Regions from separate parts of the Homo sapiens genome. Here regions 1, 2 and 3 are each linked to region 4. Evidence: chromatin contacts called from ENCODE Hi-C or POLR2A ChIA-PET data. All regions are on one chromosome and are shown on one strand. Each heading gives the region's core, a stretch centred on a gene start or an enhancer-like site at or near the end of the contact. The rest is flanking DNA. Distances are from core to core; before and after follow the strand shown.

Region 1 (2,700 bases), core at 80-2,579, 1.1 Mb after region 4:
AGTTTCTCCTTCTCTAGTATCGCGTGGGTTTAAGTTCTGGTCAGTAGCAATTTTTCCAAAAGTCAGCTTGAAGACAGGGACTCTGTGGAGCAGACACAGTTCTCATATGTCAAAGAACCGGGTTCTGCTTGGAAGCTGCTGCTAAGGAAAGCCCTATAAATAACAAAAATAACAACAAAAACAACGGCAGCAGCTAATATTTAATGAGTTAAATATGCATCAAGTCCTGTTCTAAGCACTCTAGATATTTTAACTTAATACAGTAACCTTCTGAAGAAGGAATTATTATTCCCATTTTAAAGATGAAGAAACTGAGGAATAGATGAAATAACTGGCCCAAGGTCACACAGCTAGTTGAGGGCAGCGCCTGAAGAAAAGTCCGTGCTCCTAACCACCACATTCTACCGCCTTTTCACACACACAAGCAGGGACTCGACAGCCCTGAGGAGTGGCACCGTGCTCCAGCTCACTCAAAAACACCTCTTTCTCGCACTTTGGGAGGCCGAGACGGGCGGATCACGAGGTCAGGAGATCGAGACCATTCTGGCTAACACGGTGAAATCCCGTCTCTACTAAAAATACAAAAAAAAATGGCCGGCGTGGTGGCGGGCGCCTGTAATCCCAGCTATTCGGGAGGCTGAGGCTGAGGCAGGAGAATGACGTGAATCCGGGAGGCGGAGCTTGCAGTGAGCCGAGATCGCACCACTGCACTCCAGCCTGAGCGACACAGCGAGACTCTGTCACAAACAAAAAAATCCAACGGGCATCTATAATTACACTCTGCAACTCTAGACTTTGGGTTCTGGGTACAACAGTGGCTCGGCCTGGGCCCTGGGCACATCACTTCACCTCTCGGTGCCTCCGCTGCCTCACCCACAAAGTGAGTGTGTCACTGACAGTCATCGTCCTCCCGCCAATTGCGAAGGACAAAAGAGACCAAAGCTCCGATAGCACGTACGAATGCTAGGCACGGCCGGTCTGACCACCGCGCCGCCGCCAGGTCCGGCCCATGGTAGGCTCGGGTGACCCTCTTCCCCTGAAGCACCCGCAGTCGCCTCTGCCCAAGTTGGTGACCTCAGCTGGGCCCATGAGAAACCCCGGCCGGGCCGGCTACGACCTTGAGCGGCGGCCTCCGGGTCCCCACGTAAGCCGCTACCTCTCACCAGTGTTCGGCACCTCCCGATACCAGGCGCGGTAGAGCTCGCGCACCCTCCGCTTGGCCTCGTTCATGTCCCGACTGAAAATGGGCTTCACGAAGGTGCTGGCGGTAGAAGTAGCTTGGCGGACGCCGCTCCCCGCCATCTTGCCAAAGCATCCACTCCACAACCCCACCCCTTTGCAAGCAGCGCGTGCGGACCGCGGGCGAATGTCTTTTCCCATTGGCTAAGGAGGAACGCCCCGCCTGTATGCTGGGTGGGCGGGAGGATGACTCTGAGGCTCTCGGATTGGCTGGGAAGCCTCTCTCTGGCTGAGCGAACGGTGGGTGCTGCGCATGCTCATCTACAGAAACGCCGCTTGGCCTTTGGACTACACCATCTGTCGCTCGCTCTAACGAGCCGGCGTTGCCGCCAGGGGACGCTCGGGCCGCAGGAGGTCGCTGGGTCGTGAGCTGGCGCCGGGGACGCCGAGCGACTGCGGGGTTTCCCTCAGCGTCCTGCTATCCGGCTGCCCGCCGCGCTCCTTGGTAGTGTCCGTGGGCGCGCAGGCCTTGAAGAACCTCCTCGTGGCGGGACCCCGAGGTAACTGCTGAGGCAGATAATGGCGCCTGGGCTGCGGTGGGGCTTGTCCTGCCGCCTGGCGGCTTTCTGCAGGGCCAGGATATACTTACTTTTCTGTAAACCAACTCTTCCTTAGCGCAGGAGAGGTGTCAAAGAGCTGGCGCGTCTCCAGAGCCCCGGGAGGAAGGCTGTAACGGCAGCCCCATCGTAGACAGGGACATTCGCATCCCGAGCCCTGGATCTCTGAAAACCAGCCCAGAATTTGGAAGCTGGAAGGAACTTTAGATCGTCCATTCTGAGTGTCTCTCTTCGCTGGCGTTTTCCCACTGAGGTTATGTAAACATGAAGAGGAGCCTACAAGTGTCAAGGAAAAAACGACAGCTAACCACAGGGCAGGCCATGGGCAAGATATCTCAGTGTTCTCCGCTCTCATAGGTCAGGTAGGTACCTCAGCATCCCCATTTTACAGGTGAGGAAACTGAGATGGCCCAGAGTCTAGGTCACCTGACAGATCGCCCCCACCTGCCTGACTGCTGCCTAAGAGGCTCCGTCTTTTTCTGAAGGTGTAGTTGACAGGAGCCTGTGAGTATTGGGGAAGGGCCAGGGGCCGGGGCTGAGCATCTACTCCAAACTTTCCCATTTCGAAGGGTTAAAAAACCAGATATACTTTTTTTCTTCCTTATTATCTTCTAAAATGTATATATATATTCAAGTGAGCTATACAAAAGAAAGCACGTAACATATATAAATTATAAAGCATAATAATAAAATGGAAGCTTTTGAACCTCAGTACTGACTTAAGAAGTTGTAACACAGTTAAGGTTTGTATAAAGTGTCCTTAGATGTCCTTAGTAGCCACTGTTCTCTAGTTCTCTAGGTACATTAACTTGGCTAGGCTTCACAACACACCAGTGAGATTGTGTTGATATACCCTTTTTTTTTTTTTTTTTTGAGACAGAGTGAGACTCACCTAGGCTGGACT
Region 2 (2,700 bases), core at 90-2,589, 1.1 Mb after region 4:
GGGTGAGGTGGTGAGTGCCTGTAATCCCAGCTACTTAGGAGGCTGAGCAGGAGACTTGCTTGAACCTGGGAGATGGAGGTTGCAGTGAGCCGAGATCGCGCCACTCTACTCCACTCCAGCCTGGGTGACAGAGTGAGACTCCGTCTCAAAAAAAAAAAAAAAAAAAAAGTGCGACAACGCACATTAGCCTACAGCTGGCCAAAATCATCTAACACAAAGCCTATTTTATAATAAATTGTTGAATATTTCATGCAATTTACTGAATACTGAAACACAGGTTGTATACGTACTGTGGTTTCTACTGAATGTGCGTCGCTTTCACACCACAGTAAAGTTGAAAAATCGTTAAGTCGGGACCATTGGCCAGACTCCAGGTCTCCTGAGCCCCAGTCCAGAGCTCTTTGCTCTCTACCACAGACCCTCAAGAGGCCTCAGAGAGGCTTAAGAAGTAAGCCAGCCAGGATGGGCACCCAATCAGCTCACCTAAGTGAGACCTTTCCCCCTCGGGCCTCAGTTTCCTTATCTGTAATATGGAGTTACTGTAGGGACTGTACAGGCGGTTCTCCGCACATGCTGATATCCATCAGTTAGGGCCTCTGTGCTTGAGGGAGAGGAAGTGAGAAAGGAAGGGCCCCTTTGAAGGAGAAATGATTCCCGTATGGGGAAGCATCTCCTCCCTTCCTGCCCAGCTCTAAGTAAAAGAGAGAGGAACCTGTCTCTCCACATACCCACATTAGGGAAGAAGGGCCAAAGCACTCCTTGTAGCACTCACCCCTACCCTTCCAAGCCACCCCAGCCGGTGTAGGTACCTGTCTTCAGCAGCATCGCTCTGGACTCAGCTTCCGAGGACCTGACCAGATCTGGTCTGCGTGTATCAGCTGTATGTGTTGGGCTCTGGAAGCTAAGAAACGTCTGAAAAGCACTGGGGTCACGGCTGCCTGGCTAGCTCGGCCGCCCTCAACCTTAGGCGTGGATCGTACACTCGGTCCCCAAGTTGCCCGCCCCATCCCCAGCCATCACTTCCCGGAGCTTCAGTTCTTCCTTCAGAAATACGAAACAACGTGTCTTGGATGTCAGACCTCACACCCTCTGCAGTGCTGGGAGTCCCGAGGGCCTACGGGCCGCCTTCGGCCCCGCCCGGGCTCAGAAAAAGGCAGCCACTGGCTTAAGGTCACCAAGAAAGAGCGGAGGGGCGGGGCTGCGGCCAGGCTCCGGACTTCCAGCCGGGTCCGGGTTCCCGCCCTGGGCTCCCCAAAACCGCAGAGCCCCCTCCCACCGCACTTATCCTACCGAAGCGTTCAGACCTGCCGCCGCTTCTGACTCGAATCCGGTAACCTGATAAGTCCGAAGCGTTCCAGTGAGGGCGGGGCCTCACGAAGGCAACCCTTCGCGCAACCTATCAGAATCCCCCCTAGCAACGCTGTGCCCCGCCCATATGGGTCCGGCCTCCCAGCCTCCCTAAGCCCTTCCCCACTGGGCTCCCGCCCTGCGTGCTAGCGAGGCAGGCATTGGCAGAACGGACTCGGGGCTGTCCTTCGTGGCCCGGACCCCGCGAGGCCTGTCCTTCCACCTCTGTGGGGACCAAGAGGGCAAGGATCGTGCCAGGCTCACCGTGGGCGCTCAGTAAGCGGCCGTGCAGAGGACGGTTGAGGGCTTTGTGCAGAGGAAATGAGAGACTGCTCTGAAGCAAGGCCCGCCTAGTGAGCTGCTAGGAAAATGGAAGTCTGGGATTAATCGTCTCTACAAGGAGGGTGCGTGGGAGGCACCAAAGCAGGCGGTCACAGCTCCCGCAAAGGCAGCCGGCTCTCCTTCCCCGCCTGACGCTCAGGGACTACTCGCACAGACTGGGCTACTTCCTTCTTCATTCATTCATCAAGTATTTATTGAGAAACTGCTAAGTGCCAAATGCTTTGTTCTGGGCATTGTAGGGGCAGAAAGGTGTGATATTTTCCCTTACTCATCCCAAAGGTCACAGCGGACACTCCTACAAATAAAATATAGGTTAGCAAGAGAAAAGCATAATAGATTGATTTACTCAATGTTTTATGTGACTTGAGAGCCTTCAGGAATGAAGACACAAATACTCAGGGAAATCTTTATTTTTATGTCTCGGTTTGATGAAGAATGGACAGCCCTGGCCGGGTCTGGTGGCTCATGCCTGTAATCCCAGCACTTTGGAAGGCTGAGGCAGGGGGATCGCTTGAGGCCAGACATTTAAGGACAGTCTGGGCAACATAGTGAGACCCTGTCTCTACAAAAAATTAAAAAGCCAGGCAGGTGCCTGTGGTCCCAGCTACTCGGGAGGCTGAGGTGGGAGGATTGCTTGAGTCCAGGAGGTCGAGGTTGCAGTGAGCTGTGATTGTGTCACTGTACTCCAGCCCGGGCAACAGAAAAAAAAAAAAAGGAATAAGGAATGGACAACTGTGTATAAACGCGATTAGACAAAAGGGAATGATTTAATGTTAATAGCTGAGTGTGGAAACCCAGCAATGTCTGTTCAGATTCGGATTCTTCTTGTTCTCTCTGTGTGGCATTCCCTCCTGCTGGGAGGAGGGCAGGACCCCTTCTGGAATGAGAGTCTTATGACCTAGTATCAGGCAAGGTAGATCAGAGAATTCCTTTATGGCCAGGCCCGACACAGAAAGGTGGGGGATGTTTCCAGTAATATTTGTAGTTACTTTTTTTTCTTTTTTTTTTTCT
Region 3 (2,700 bases), core at 103-2,602, 1.7 Mb after region 4:
GGGAGGATCACCTGAGGTCAGGAGTTCGAAACCAGCCTGACCAACACAGTGAAACTTCCATCTCTACTAAAAATACAAAAATTAGCCGGGCGTGGTGGTGCACACCTGTAGTCCCTGCTACTTGGGAGGCTGAGGCAGGAGAATCGCTGGAACCGGGGAGGCGGAGGTTGCAGTGAGCCGAGATGGCACCACTGCACTCCAGCCTGGGCGACAGAGCAACACCCCGTCTCAAAAAAAACATAAAAATAAAAATAAACATCTGCTGAGAGAACAAATGTCTGAGAAAACAATATCTAACATATTTACATCCTGGCTATTTACAAAGACATTTAAACTTAATGTGTGTTGGGAAACTATTGGGCAAAGTTCTCACTTCTTCATACAGATGAACTCAGCTCACGAAGGCTTGAAATGACTAACAACATTTAAGGGTCTAGGGGAAGTTTGGGAGACATGACTGCAAATCACCTCCATGGCTCCTCAGCCAGCTCAAGCACTTTCTTCTCCCTAAGGAAATAACCAATCTCCTGCCCAACACACCAGTTTTTCAAGCCCATGTAGGAGGCCAACTCAGCCAGCAATTAAATCGCGCTCAGCCCGCCGCTCAGTTCTCCGTGGCCTCGGGCAAGTCACTCTACCACTTCCAGCCTCAAGTTCCCCATCAGTAAAAGGTGGGTAACATGAATAGCTAGCAGACAACAGGACTGTAAAAGATTAAATGAGGCATCGTGTATATGAAAGGGCTCAGAAAACTTAAAACGCCGCACAAAGAGAGGCGAGTGTTAACAGGGGCCGCGTGCAGGGGGATTTGGGCTTGCGCCTCAGCTTCGGCGGTCGGAGCAAGTCACTTCCCCGCTACTAAACTTCGGTTGTCTCAACTCTAAGATGGGTGGAGACCAGGCAGCGCCGAGATCACGGAGCGGGGCCCAAATGCCAGTCCACACAGGCAAGGAGGCTGCGCCGCCGAGACCCCAGGACCCCGGAACGCGGGGGCCCCAGGGGGCAGCCCCTCAGGTCCACGAGGCGGCACCCTGTCCCCGCCGCGGCCCCGTCGGCCTCCCAGGGCCGCCAGAGGGACTGCGCCTCGGCCAGTGGGCGGGCGGTCGGGGCCACGGCGGGGACGGCGGCAGCCGGCCAATGAGGAGCGCGGCTGTGGTCGGGGGCGGGCGCACCCGGTCCTCCGCGTCGCTCCCGGATCGCTACCTCCCCCGCCTCGAGCTCCACTAGGCCGAGGACCCTAAACCCCGAAGAAAGGAAAGGCCTCTCACCGTCCTTTCGCCGCCGCCCCGCGCTTCCTGATGAGTTCGTCCAGGGAGATGTCCGCCATCTTGCTCCGCCGAGCAAGCCGAAAGCAGTCGAGACCCCGCGAGCCCGCCCCTTCGGCCGCTAGGGAGCGACGAACTACTTCCGGCGTCCGCGGACCAACTCTCGCGACAGCCAGCTCAAAGCAGGCAAGAACCGGAAGGGGCGGGGACGTTCCCCGTGAGCCTTCGCGGTGCTGGCTGCTCATCTGCATACGGAAGTTCGGCACATTATGAATTATTTATTTTCCTCGAGGGAAAAAATTAAATGAAAAGCAACAAAATACATTATTAACAAGTGAGACAAACTTCAATGGAACTGGATCATGACCTCAACAGTCAACTACGATAGTCATCATACGCCTAATGAGAATAGAATTCATTACCTAGGAAATAAACTAAAAACGTCCTTATGCCTTAAACTTATGAGTAAGGAAAATAACGATTCGGGGTGACGCCCGAATCCTCACTGCTAATGTGAGACGAATTTTTGAGCGGGTAAAGGTCGCCCTCAAGGTGACCCGCCTACTTTGCGGGATGCCTGGGAGTTGCGATCTGCCCGACCTTATTCACGCCTAAAAAGTAGACTGACTGTGGGGTGGTCGTGTTTTTTGTTTCTTGTTGGTAGGTGGTGAATGCGTTTTTTTCGTTGTTTTCTCCGTTACTCAGGCTGCCAGTTGCTTGGCAGTCTTGTCGCTGGCTGTGGACGCTCTGCACTTCATCACCGTCCCCAGCTGCGCTTTGAGCCGGTCTAAGGTTGCCCACAGTATTGACGTTGGGACCCACGAAACTGGCAATTTCCATGTGTGCGGCCTTACCCAGTTCTCCCAAACTTCTGCGTATAACCGCTTCTCTGTGCTTCAGAAAGATAAGTCCGGCCCCGGCCTCACACAGCAGCTCAGTTCGTGACAGCGTTTAATATGTAAAATGGAGCAAATAATTTATAGGGCGTTGGGAGAGTTAAAGAGACTAATTCATTTACGTGTTAAATACAGGGAATGGCTTTTGCATTGATATAACCCCAGCCTCCAGCATGCGCCAGACCTGACGTAGGTGTTCGGCACATATTTTGTCCAATCACTCTAAAAATACACTCCATGCCCTTAGAACAGGTGGGGTTATGTCCTCTTGGCCATCAGGCATCAGGAGCTCCGTGCAGAAACTGGGTAAGAGGCCAGGAGCGGTGGCTCATGTCTGTAATCTCAGCACTTTGGGAGGCTGAGGCGGGTGGATCACCTGAAGTCAGGAGGTCGAGACCAGCCTGGCCAACACGGAGAAACCCCGTCTCTACTGAAAAAAAAAAAAAGAAAGAAAAAAATTAGCCGGGCGCGGTGGCACGGCCTGAAATCCCACCTACTCAGGAGCCTGAGGCAGAAGAATCGCTTGAACTCGGGAGGCG
Region 4 (2,700 bases), core at 129-2,628:
TCACACCTCTGCAAGGTTAGAGATGTCAAAGGGAGTCCTGGTCTAGCCAGAAATGGGAGAGTGACAAAGTACAGGTGCTTGGGTCGGGTGGGATGGCTCACTCCTGTGATCCCAGCACTTTGGGAGGCCGAAGTGGGAGGATCACTTGGGCCCAGGAGTTCGAGACCAGCCTAGGCAACATAGTGAGACCTTGTCTCTATTTTTTAAAAAAATTAAAAAAGAAAAAAAAAAAAAGCGGCTCTAGCACTTTGGGAGGCCGAGGCAGGCGGATCACCTGAGGTCAGGAGTTCGGGACCAGCCTGGCTAACGTGGTGAAACCCCGTTTCTACTAAAAATACAAAAAATTAGCCGGGCGTGGTGGCGGGCGCCTGTAATCTCAGCTACTCGGGAGGCTGAGGCAGGAGAATCGCTTGAATCCTGGAGGCGGAGGTTGCAGTGGGCCGAAATCGCGCCATTACACTCCAGCCTGGGCAACAAGAGTTAAAAAAGAATGCCTCACAAAAATTCAAGAAATACAGCGACTGCAGATGGGTCGGTTTCACTACAGCACAAGCAGCGGAAAAAGGACACAGATCGGGGAGAAATCACCCTACAAAGATGACAACTGAGGAATGCGGAGTGGGGACTGACACACGTTACGGTGAAACCGTGCACCACGACCAAAGGCGGTCCTAGGACTGCGACTATGTGGGCGCAGAGGCCACCCCCCAGGCTTGGCGGGCGAGTAAAGGCAGGGCTGGGGGCCTGCTCAGTGTGGCCTTAGGGAGGAACTTCGGGGGTCTCCTCTCTCCCCATCGAATCCCTGAGCAGTTCCCGAACAGAAATCGGAGACCAGACGGTGCCTGGGCCCCAGCCCTCCCACGGGGACTGCACCTTGGGCCTGGCTCGGAAGCGGGTCAGAGTCTGCGAAAGACCAGCGAGGACTCTTGGGTTTCGGGGCAGGCCGCGGGCGCCCACCCACGCCAGCACCGGGAGCCGCGCGGCGACTCGGCGAGCCCGGCAGGCAGGACAGGACTGCGGCGCAGGTCTGGCTCAGGCGGAGGAAGCAGCCGCCGCCCCAGCTGACGGAGTGCGGCCGGGGGCTTCCCAGAGGAGGCGGCGACGTCGAGCCCTTTCGAACGTTTCCACCCGGCTAGCTCACGTAGCCTCGGCCCCGCCCGGCCCCGCCCGGCCCCGCCCCACCCACTCCGGCCACCGCCCCCTCCCCGGCCTACAGTTCGCGGGTGGGGCGACCTGCGACAGCCCCTTTAAGAGGCGTGGTCACGTGCTCCGCCCCCACCTCCGCCTCGCGCGCCAGTAAGGGGTGGGGTGCGGGAGGAGGTGCCGGGGAGGTGGGGGGAGCGAAGTGTGCGCTGCTGCGCAGGCGCGGTGGTCGGACGACAGACCGTGTGTTTCCAAAATGGCGGCAGCGATGGATGTGGATACCCCGAGCGGCACCAACAGCGGCGCGGGCAAGAAGCGCTTTGAAGTGAAAAAGGTTGGGTCTCGCCAGCGCCTTCCTCAGGGAAGCTAGAGAGGCGCGGATCTGGCTGGCAGGCCCGAGGATGGTCGAGGCGCGGAGTAAAGGGTTTCATTTCAGGGCGTTCCTGGGACCGGGTACCACGAAAGGAAGCCGGGGGGCGGGTCTTAGAGTTGATCGGCGTGACGGCGGCCCACTGTTGGGGGAAGTGTTGGTTTCGCTGTGAGGCTAAGGGGCCAATCACAGAGCTGCTTATTGAGATACGCGGGGTTGCGACTTGGCGGCGGGAGCCAAGCGCTTGAGCTGTCACTGGAGTGGTTGAGAGGTGGGGGAAGGACAGGGTAGGGTGGGGTGGGGTGGGTGGAATGGGGAGTCGAAGCGAATGCGGCGGTGGAGGATGGGGCAGTGCGGCGAGAGCCTGGAACCTGAGGTCCTACCGCATTAGAGGCCTCTGAGGACCCCCCTTGGTGATCTTGCTCCGCCCCTTTTTGAAGCTTGGGGTCCTCTCACTTGGAGGGGTCCTCTCACTTGGAGGGATCCTCGCTGAACCGAGGCCTCACACTGCCTGGTTAGAGTCTGGAGTGTAATGCTTGGCTCTTCTGAGACGTCTGTTGGCTTTTCACACAACCACCCCACTCTTGGGTTCTCTGTCACGTCCAGAATCTCCCCCTTCCAAAATAATAATAAAAAGCATGGTGGAACTTGTTAAGAAAATCCGAGCCCAAATCCTGTGGCAGTTAGGGAGGGTTGAGTACTAGTCGCGAACGACTTGGTAAGCGTGGGAAAGCAAAAATGGAACGTGTCTTTTTGCATGAAATGCCTTTTAGTGGTTTGCCACAGTTTGGGAGAACAGTATCGATTCTCACCTAACATGAAAGCTGTTCAAAATGGAGATTCTAAAATAGGGAAGATATTCCTAGAACATCTGGCTAAACACTGACAATATCCCCCGTCCTAGTGCTTTTTGGTGTCTCATTGTGGCCACTGCTGCTCAGTTACAGCCAGCAGCCATATTGAAAAATAATAGAAGTAGGGGCTTTTCCTCCACCTTGAAGCTGTGATGTGAAAAGTGGTAAAGAAGTTACTAGGCACTGAGAATGGGGTTTGAAAGCGAAGAAGGTTTGGGAGTATTTGTAATTGAGGAAGCCAGAGTTGAATGAATGAAATTCTGTTAAACTCTTACTGGAATTATTATCTTAATAGAAGAGTCTAAACATATAAAAGTTGAGAACATCAGTTTA

The links. Hi-C counts contacts between places; a loop is a spot of excess contacts on that map. ChIA-PET counts read pairs that join two places held with the same protein, here RNA polymerase II (POLR2A). Pooled maps may share reads with other maps.
Region 1: a pooled map shows a loop between it and region 4 (8-fold over the local background). The contact joins the promoter of NDUFA6 here to the promoter of RBX1 in region 4. A Hi-C loop is called at or near these places in 7 of 50 pooled maps. POLR2A ChIA-PET finds 5 or more read pairs at or near these places in 2 of 52 experiments (CD4-positive, alpha-beta T cell and activated CD4-positive, alpha-beta T cell).
Region 2: a loop to region 4 is called in a pooled map, with 8 times the contacts of the local background. The contact joins the promoter of NAGA here to the promoter of RBX1 in region 4. A Hi-C loop is called at or near these places in 9 of 50 pooled maps. POLR2A ChIA-PET finds 5 or more read pairs at or near these places in 2 of 52 experiments (CD4-positive, alpha-beta T cell and activated CD4-positive, alpha-beta T cell).
Region 3: a pooled map shows a loop between it and region 4 (20-fold over the local background). The contact joins the promoter of POLDIP3 here to the promoter of RBX1 in region 4. A Hi-C loop is called at or near these places in 6 of 50 pooled maps. POLR2A ChIA-PET finds 5 or more read pairs at or near these places in 2 of 52 experiments (A549 and AG04450).

The regions. Positions count from the first base shown.
Region 1 is chr22:42,089,443-42,092,142 of GRCh38, forward strand. NDUFA6 (NADH:ubiquinone oxidoreductase subunit A6) reads right to left here and starts at 1,330. Exons shown (of 3, transcript NM_002490.6): 1 at 1,164-1,330. The coding sequence starts at 1,302. It overlaps NDUFA6-DT (NDUFA6 divergent transcript), which reads left to right and starts at 1,491. Exons shown (of 5, transcript NR_034118.2): 1 at 1,491-1,739; 2 at 1,855-2,158; 3 at 2,677-2,700.
Region 2 is chr22:42,069,473-42,072,172 of GRCh38, forward strand. It overlaps NAGA (alpha-N-acetylgalactosaminidase), which reads right to left and starts at 1,340. Exons shown (of 9, transcript NM_000262.3): 1 at 810-1,340. The coding sequence starts at 825. RefSeq lists a silencer at 1,121-1,420 and an enhancer at 1,601-1,650.
Region 3 is chr22:42,613,531-42,616,230 of GRCh38, forward strand. It overlaps POLDIP3 (DNA polymerase delta interacting protein 3), which reads right to left and starts at 1,353. Exons shown (of 9, transcript NM_032311.5): 1 at 1,269-1,353. The coding sequence starts at 1,327. RNU12 (RNA, U12 small nuclear) reads left to right here and starts at 1,714; the gene lies at 1,714-1,863. It overlaps LOC124905127 (a long non-coding RNA gene), which reads right to left and starts at 1,249. Exons shown (of 2, transcript XR_007068118.1): 1 at 1-1,249. RefSeq lists enhancers at 1-116, 661-1,204, 1,205-1,748, 1,241-1,420, 1,501-1,560 and 1 more and silencers at 841-1,170, 1,711-1,770.
Region 4 is chr22:40,950,000-40,952,699 of GRCh38, forward strand. It overlaps RBX1 (ring-box 1), which reads left to right and starts at 1,379. Exons shown (of 5, transcript NM_014248.4): 1 at 1,379-1,477. The coding sequence starts at 1,400. RefSeq lists enhancers at 341-931, 1,446-1,655, 2,111-2,699 and a silencer at 816-1,395.